Linked DNA regions of Homo sapiens: all the other regions are linked to region 2. A link is an interaction called in ENCODE POLR2A ChIA-PET data of the cell type or tissue named here. Cell type or tissue: GM12878. All regions are shown on one strand. Region 1 has its middle 160 kb from the start of LINC00331. Region 2 overlaps OBI1-AS1 (OBI1 antisense RNA 1). Region 3 has its middle 150 kb from the start of LINC00331.

Evidence for each region. Peaks named below come from ENCODE experiments on the same cell type or tissue, not always from the same donor. Only the 100,000 strongest peaks of a DNase experiment are listed, where the experiment ranks them.
Region 1: POLR2A ChIA-PET joins it to region 2 with 5 read pairs; 2 of 35 experiments call an interaction of 5 or more read pairs at or near these places.
Region 3: POLR2A ChIA-PET joins it to region 2 with 5 read pairs; 2 of 35 experiments call an interaction of 5 or more read pairs at or near these places.

What each region holds. Positions count from the first base shown.
Region 1 is chr13:78,997,978-79,000,477 of GRCh38, reverse strand. No RefSeq gene overlaps it. Among named protein-coding and RNA genes, the nearest start is that of LINC00331, 160 kb to the right of the region's middle. In GM12878, no CTCF peak of the experiment used is centred here; no DNase peak of the experiment used is centred here.
Region 2 is chr13:78,200,285-78,202,784 of GRCh38, reverse strand. The region is part of intron 2 of OBI1-AS1 (OBI1 antisense RNA 1); the gene reads right to left. Among named protein-coding and RNA genes, the nearest start is that of OBI1-AS1, 150 kb to the right of the region's middle. RefSeq lists an enhancer at 1,198-1,267. In GM12878, no CTCF peak of the experiment used is centred here; a DNase peak (open chromatin) is centred at 1,214.
Region 3 is chr13:78,992,489-78,994,988 of GRCh38, reverse strand. No RefSeq gene overlaps it. Among named protein-coding and RNA genes, the nearest start is that of LINC00331, 150 kb to the right of the region's middle. In GM12878, no CTCF peak of the experiment used is centred here; a DNase peak (open chromatin) is centred at 978.

The DNA.
Region 1 (2,500 bases), 800 kb before region 2:
TGGGATTACAGGCATGAGCCACCATAAGGAAAGCCTAAGCCATTATTCTGAGCCCTTGAGAGGTTGAAACTTACTATTTCTACTTGTCCTTATACTTGAAGGGTTAGCCTTTTCCTTTCTGGCATCTTCTCCACCCCTATGGACACTGTGTAGGATACAGTTAGGTCTACAAGTGAGCACTGGCTCTCCTTAACCCCCATCTCAGGGAGAGTAGGGCTAAGAGCAGTTCAGGAAGTGGGAATACTGGCTGTGCAAAATAAAATACCTGCAGAGTGGCAACTAGCCCAGGTGGACTCCATGGAATTCCCCACGGGTGTTGCTGGGAATCAGCATTCTTTCTCCTAACTTGTATCACGAAAGCATGTTGTGCGTCGACTGCTGAAATTCTGTTCTCTTTACTGCTAGGCCCAGTCCCTCTTAGAGAAATAAACATTATTGCTTCATAGGGGGGGTGGGTGTGGATAAGGGACTGAGGATGGAGGGTGAAGACATGAAAGATGGAGGTGGAAAGGCAGATTTGTCTGAACCTATCAATGAGATGAATGAACCTCAGCTCACATGCAGAGGGAAGATGAGAGTCCATGAGACGGTTCTACTAGGAAACAGAGGCAGTCATGACATGCGCAAATTGCCCAGATGTGCAGATTGAACCGGAGACTTGTTTGAAAATAGAGTCTACTTGCCCTGTTTCCCAGTTCTAGGCCCCACATCATCACTGGGAAAGAACACATCATGGAAATCCACATGTAAATCACAGTCAGAAACAAACTGTGCATTGATGTGGGTATGATTTTAAACATACTCAGTGATACTTTCAAATATGTCATGAACACAGTTTTAAAGAATTCCCCTTTACCACTTAAAACATGTAAGTGCAATGAAAAGTATGCTTGACTGCACTGCAATAAATAGTACGTTTCTTAATAATTTTAATAACTATACCCCCAAGTCTCTTAAGATAAACAGTTAATGGTAATTATTTGTAAATGTTATACTTTAAGGGAAGTCTATTGCATGAATTCGGTTTTATATGACAGGCCAATACTATGAAAAGGATTTCAAAATTTAACCTTATTTTGAGAGACAAAAATGGATTTTTAAAAAATGCCTGTGGAGAATTGGCTCTAGCAATGCCATTATGTGTTATACATGTTAGAGAAGGGGGCATGGCATGGACTCAGAGAGTTTTAGAGGAAATTAGAATGCTACAAATGATTCCCTTTCTTGAACCCTAAAAAATTCCACTTTGATTTAGCACTGGTGGAATTGTTAATAAAAACTTCTTTGCACATGGTGTATAAACAGCACAGCCCAGCCTGTATCAACTTTATGCTCCAATAAACAAGACAATAATGACAAATTATCAAAGCAGGCCTCAGATGTGACCCTCAATTGGGAGAGCAGCAATTTAATGAAGACAAAAGCTAGGTGAAAGCTGCTAATATCATTTACTGATAAACAGATTTTCTCGAGAGGCTCCTAGCTGAATCCCCCAAGGACCCATAAACCTGCATGATTCCATTTAAAATATTGTGCAATTCACTAAATTAGTCTTTGAACATCCTTACTATCCAATTACGAAGCCCCAGCATGGACAGAATAATGAAATTTTTCAAACTGTGGAATGCATGTGGTCTTAACAAACTTATGACAAACACCAAAATTAGCTTTCAATTTTGAGGCCAATGCAGCTCCCTTTAATACCTCAAGTCAGAGAGTGGCAACAATAAAACACTATTGCAGGGCTAAGCAGGACAGAAGAAAAATAAATCTTGACTTACTCAGAATTCTGAACACGGTCTACCTTCAGGAAAAAAAATCATACGAAATTGAATGATGTTTTGCATTTGCAAGCTATTTGGTCGCTTAAAATCTAGTAAAAGCTTTACTGAATAAAGGGTACAAAATACCTCCTGGACAGTTCTATCTTCCAGGCAGGCAGAAAAAGCCGAGAGTTTGAGGAAGTGAAATTTATTTCTGTTCGAGCATTGCAAGCTGCATTATTAAAGTCATTTGTCATGGTTTGAATATTTCTGCCTGATTCACCATTAAATTGGCCTTCTAATTACCAACTTTGTCATGAAAAGTGGTCTGGCTGTTTCATTCACCAGAAAACTTTAATTCTTTAATCGTCACTTGCCACATGAAAATAAAAGAAAAAGAAAAAAAAAAACAGAAAACAACAAACCATATATTTTATCCTAAAATCTTAAAAGAAATGATGTCAACAAAATTATGCTTAAATTATCACATAGCTACACATTTAAAAGATGGTGATAAGTATTTAGGAAGTTAGTTCTTTCATCTTTGTAAAGAAACTTTGTCAACATAAACCTATCATCTGGTTACGTAACTCAGTCTTGCTGTTTGACCGTATAACCTCGTGTGATGGTTTCAAAACCAACGCACACCAACTGTAAACATAGTGTGCCAGGTGAGTTATTTCTCCTTTTCACATTTTCTAGGTTCTTGGCTTTTTAAATGCTATATTTAACTCTAT
Region 2 (2,500 bases):
ACTGTAGGACCTCTCCAAGGTTTTAGTATACTAATATGCAAATCTTTGAGAGGTGGAATGTAGTATGAAATGTTTCCTAAACTTGTCTGACTTTGGAAACCCACTCTTTTATTGCAAAGCATGTCTTACAACTAGTGTGGATTGTATAGAAAATACACTGAAACACACAGATTTTAAGAAAGGCAAATGTTTCTTAGGAACCAGAAAGGAAGGAGCTTCTGAAACAGAAGGTGGAAACTGATATTGTCAAAAACTGTAGCTAAACAATGTGTTAAAAGACACATGCTAAGTTAGATCATTACCTATATATGCATATGTATAATACTAAAGAAATTGAATTTCATAAAATACAGGCATTGGCATATACAAATTTTTAAAGATAAAGCTGGACACTTTACTATTTTCTTATAATTCCTTTCTTCTTTTAAATGACAAAAACTAGACAATTTCCAATCACTTCCAGCTTTAGTTGTACTTCTCTGCTGGATAAACGACAGGAAGCCTTTGAATTGAATCAAGAGCTTGGTTATTAGTGACGCTCATAATCTGTTGTGCAGCACAGAAACACTGGAAGCACACCACTGACCCATGTAGGAGCAAGTGCTGCCACTCTTCAATAGCTCAATTCCCCTCAACAATAAGTAGGAGCTGAGTTTAGCGCAGATGAAACCAACAGGTTGTAGAAAGAAAAAAACAAAACAACTAAAATTCCCATTAAATCCAGTTTACCTCTCTGGACCAGGCTGCAGATAAAGCAGCTAAAATAGATGCCTGGTTGTAAAAGTCTTTAAGAAAAAGAATTGTTTCAAATTAAAACATTCTGAAGGCCCTGATCTTTAAATTTGTTTAATAGCATTTTCAATAGACATTTTTGTACCTTAGATGTTAATAACATGTTTAAGCTATGTTCCCTTCTCTTATATTGGTTTAAAGAACAATAATGAACCACATATAGAATTTTCCTCTTTTTCAATCAATGTACATATTGAAAGACTTCTCCTGGGTAAAGTGTAAGGTAAAAAACTTCCTAAGGAATTCGAAGTCTCTGGACAGAGAAACTAAATCACATCACATAACAATTAAGTTGACCAAAAAAAAAATTGTCTTGTGAATCTTGCTCTGGGGAAATCTGAGTATTTAAGATGTGGCTGAGAGAGCCTAGAGCGCTAGAGAGCACAGAAAGTCCCAGAGGGAGTCCAGAAAACCCCAGAAGCATTTGAACTTGCAAATTTTTCTTCTCATCAAAAGTGAAATAACTGTTCTCTCAGACAAGTCATGGGACAAGGTTTCATTACAAGCCATGAAGGTTTATATATGTGGGTTTGTACCTTACATGATGTTCTGATGGTGAATCTCTAAACGTTAGAAGCATCCTTAAAATTCATTGTGCTTACCCAGAGTCTCTAGCAAGTAGAACCATCCATAAATCAATGCAAATTATAAAAAATGTGAAAATTCAGCAGTTCAGTGGATTTGATGAACATTTCAAACTAGTTTTTAAACATTGAAGATTCAATACGATTGAAAAAAAGCTAACACAAGAAATTTAATTCTTTACTGATGATGTTTACTTGTGAATACTTTTCCCTGCAGTGGAATTTTATCTACGAATGTGTGCATTTTGAAACAATAGCTAAGAGAAATTTGAAGAAATTTAACATAGAAATTTAGATATAATGATTAGTTATTTTAAAGCAAAGTTACATTTTTATGTATAGTTGCTAATGATACTTTCCCAGAATGGTGGGGAGAAAAAGGGAATTAGGTACCTTTGGAAAACCCTACGACAATATTAAAAAAAAAAAACTGGGCTAAAATACCTAAATCTACCTACTGTGGATTCCATTCTGTCACTTGTGAAAAGAAGTAATTGGCCTAGAAGAATCCAAAGGGCTCTTACATCGCTAAGAATTTATACAGTAGTAATTATTCAAAAAAATTACAGTAGTAATTATGGTAGTAATTTTTTCATCAAAATAAATTGCAAATAATTCTACCTCAGTTAGGGTAGGACATTTCAAAATTTGGAACCTATGGTCTTAGAAACAGAGTCAATCACTGTGGATTTAAACAAAATACATATGGGGTTACAGCATCCAAACACATTTCATCTATTGATACTCATTTATTTCTAATAGTCATGTTTTTTATTATTTATAACCTATTGAACATGTCATAGTCTCTAAAATAAAATAAGATTATTTTTGAAATACGTGTATTAAGTGTAATAGAATTGAAAACATTATATAGTGAAATAATAGGGAGTTACAGTTCTCAAAAGATATGTAACTTGAGACTTCAATGGGACACAGTATGATAATTACCAGAATAAATGTAGGACTAAATCAAATCTCTTGTCTCATCAGAAAGTACATGGGACTACAAAGACAGGAAGTAGCTACTGAACTGAATTGCTTCTACGTGATTATTTCAGGTGGTAGTGAAGTGGTAAGACATCATAAAGTCATTAACACTAAATCTTGCCAGAGATGACAAAATA
Region 3 (2,500 bases), 790 kb before region 2:
CAAAGCAGGCAGCTCCGGCAAACAGGATGTTGCGTATCTTGAATCAGAAAAGAAATTGGAAAAGAGGTGGTGAGTTTGCAGAGAAAAAAAACTAAGTAAAATACAGACCTGCAGTGTTAGCAATTGACATTTAAAAAAAAAAACTTAAATGATGAGCTTGTAGTTTTAATATCACTGCTCTATCCAACCCTCTGAATCTTTTTATCATACCTAAAGAATTGTTCATTTATCTTTCAGGAATACATTAGAGTAGGAGACTTTTCCCATAGGCAAAACCATTATACATATTTGCAAATGTCTTACATAATGATGCAAATACTATGCACAGAGATGTTTTGATGAAAGGTAGAAACAATGCAGCAATTTTCATTTCATTTCATTAGCTATCATAGCTCCAAGTAAAGAGAGTTTTCTTTGTTGTTTATGCTTTTTCAAATGTTAAAAACGCGGATATTTAGAATTCATGGCACTGCCTGTAAAGAGAAAATCAAGTTATCTGATGGAAAATATTTGTTTCTGATCTGATGGAAAATAGATGTTTCATCTCATACTCATATTTGTGGTTACTATTTCTAGTAACTTTATTTAAAATATCTGCTTATTCAGAAATTATAGCTAGGTTTTTATTGGATTTCAAAACTATTTCCAATATATTGTAGAGAGAAAAATATGTATATGTCAGCTGCAGATACAAAATAAAGAGTTGTCTTCTTATTTCTCTTATTTTGGTCAACTCAGGTTTAAACTTTTATTTTTGCAGCAGAAGCTTAAATACAATTACTTACATTGGACCTTAGCTGTCAATGTGAAAAAATAAACAAAAGTCCCAGCCATTTAGTGCCTGCTTTGCATCTACATAAGAATTCCCCTTTCAATACACCCCTGCTCCTGGCAGCTTATTATGGCCATTGTTTAATTTGTGCTCTGTTTTTACAGATGACACTTGTACAGGTCCCTTGGGGCAGCTGATAGAAGTCAGGCTCATCTCTTTCCCTTGTGTCAATTCTTTTGTGAACCTTTATAATTAGCCACTTAACAAATTGAGGGAAATGAACCTTCAGCTGCAAAGTATATTCTGAAGTTAAGTCAACCATATGACAGGCAAAACCGATACACGAAAATCTCCTTAACTCAATTGTTGAGTTGCCTCAAGGGTTAAGAGGGATTCTACCAGTAATAGCCTAAAAGAGAGGCATTAGGAGCAATGTTTTTGATGGTTCTCTACCTAAATGCCTCTTAGCCTTCTCAAGAAACAGCACATATTAGAAAAAGGGACGTATTTAAAAGCATTTTGGCTACTTCTTTTTTAAATCTTTTGTTTGGCAGGAGAAAAATGTCAAAAGCCTGATTTTTGAAAGAAACAAGATCTCTAGGCTTCAACCTTACAGGTTAAATGCAAATAAATAAAGTTTACATCTTCTGGGCTGAAGTATTTGCGTACTGAAAATGATATAATGTAGATTAAGATATTAATGAATTTGTTTTCAGAATCTGTAATAGGGACCCTAAGAGCAGGGTGCTATCATTACAAACTCTTCCCTTTTTATTACTAATTAGACTTCTAAATGTGAGTGTAAATGTACCTCAGAGAGTATGTATTAAAAAGTTGCATATGCATAAGAGATCATTTCAAATTCATTTTCCAACAAAAACTTCAACTTTGATATTTTCTCATGTTCCCATTTATATCACATTAACGTAATCTTTTGTATTTAATTTATAAATTCCGTTGTGATCATTCAATCAAGGTATTTACTTTGGGGAACTATCTGATATCTTAATCCCCAGTTCAACAACCAACAGTCAAGTATTATCTATTTAATGTATCCAATTATTTATCAGTGATTCTTTTTCAAGTTATACGTGTATTTTCTCAAAAGTGTATAATAAAATATATCTGGTTTAGTGGCATACCCAAATCAAAAATATATATGGTACCTTTTATGCAGAGCTGGGGAGATATAAGTGAGGGTTTAGAGTATTAGAAGATCAAAAATTTTAATATGCTGTGTAACATTAAGATACTAGAATTCTTTGTATCTTGAGAATAATAAAACAGAGCACAATAATATTTTTGTATTGGTCAGTGAGATTAAGAAAAAAAGACAAAGTTTCACTTCACATAAGCTCAGAGTGTTACTGTAAACAAAACCTTTATTTTTATTATGATATAGATCTCAAATATCTTAATTATAGCTTATAGCAACCTGTCATTTGTTTTGTAGACTATCAAATTGTCTGTAGTCTATTGAAGTTATGTTTGATATTGCTCAATGAAGGCTGCATCTATAGTAGGACTGTTAATTTATGCATGTCTATCTTTTTAATAGATGATATGATGAGAAGAACCCCTTATTATATAATCGACAGTATGTCAGGCACTGTTCTAGGCACTTTACACGTATTAATTCATGCATTCCTCATTGAAACCCTATTGAGGGTATGTGATACGGTTTAGCTGTGTCTCCATCCACATCTCATCTTGAATTCCCATGTGTTG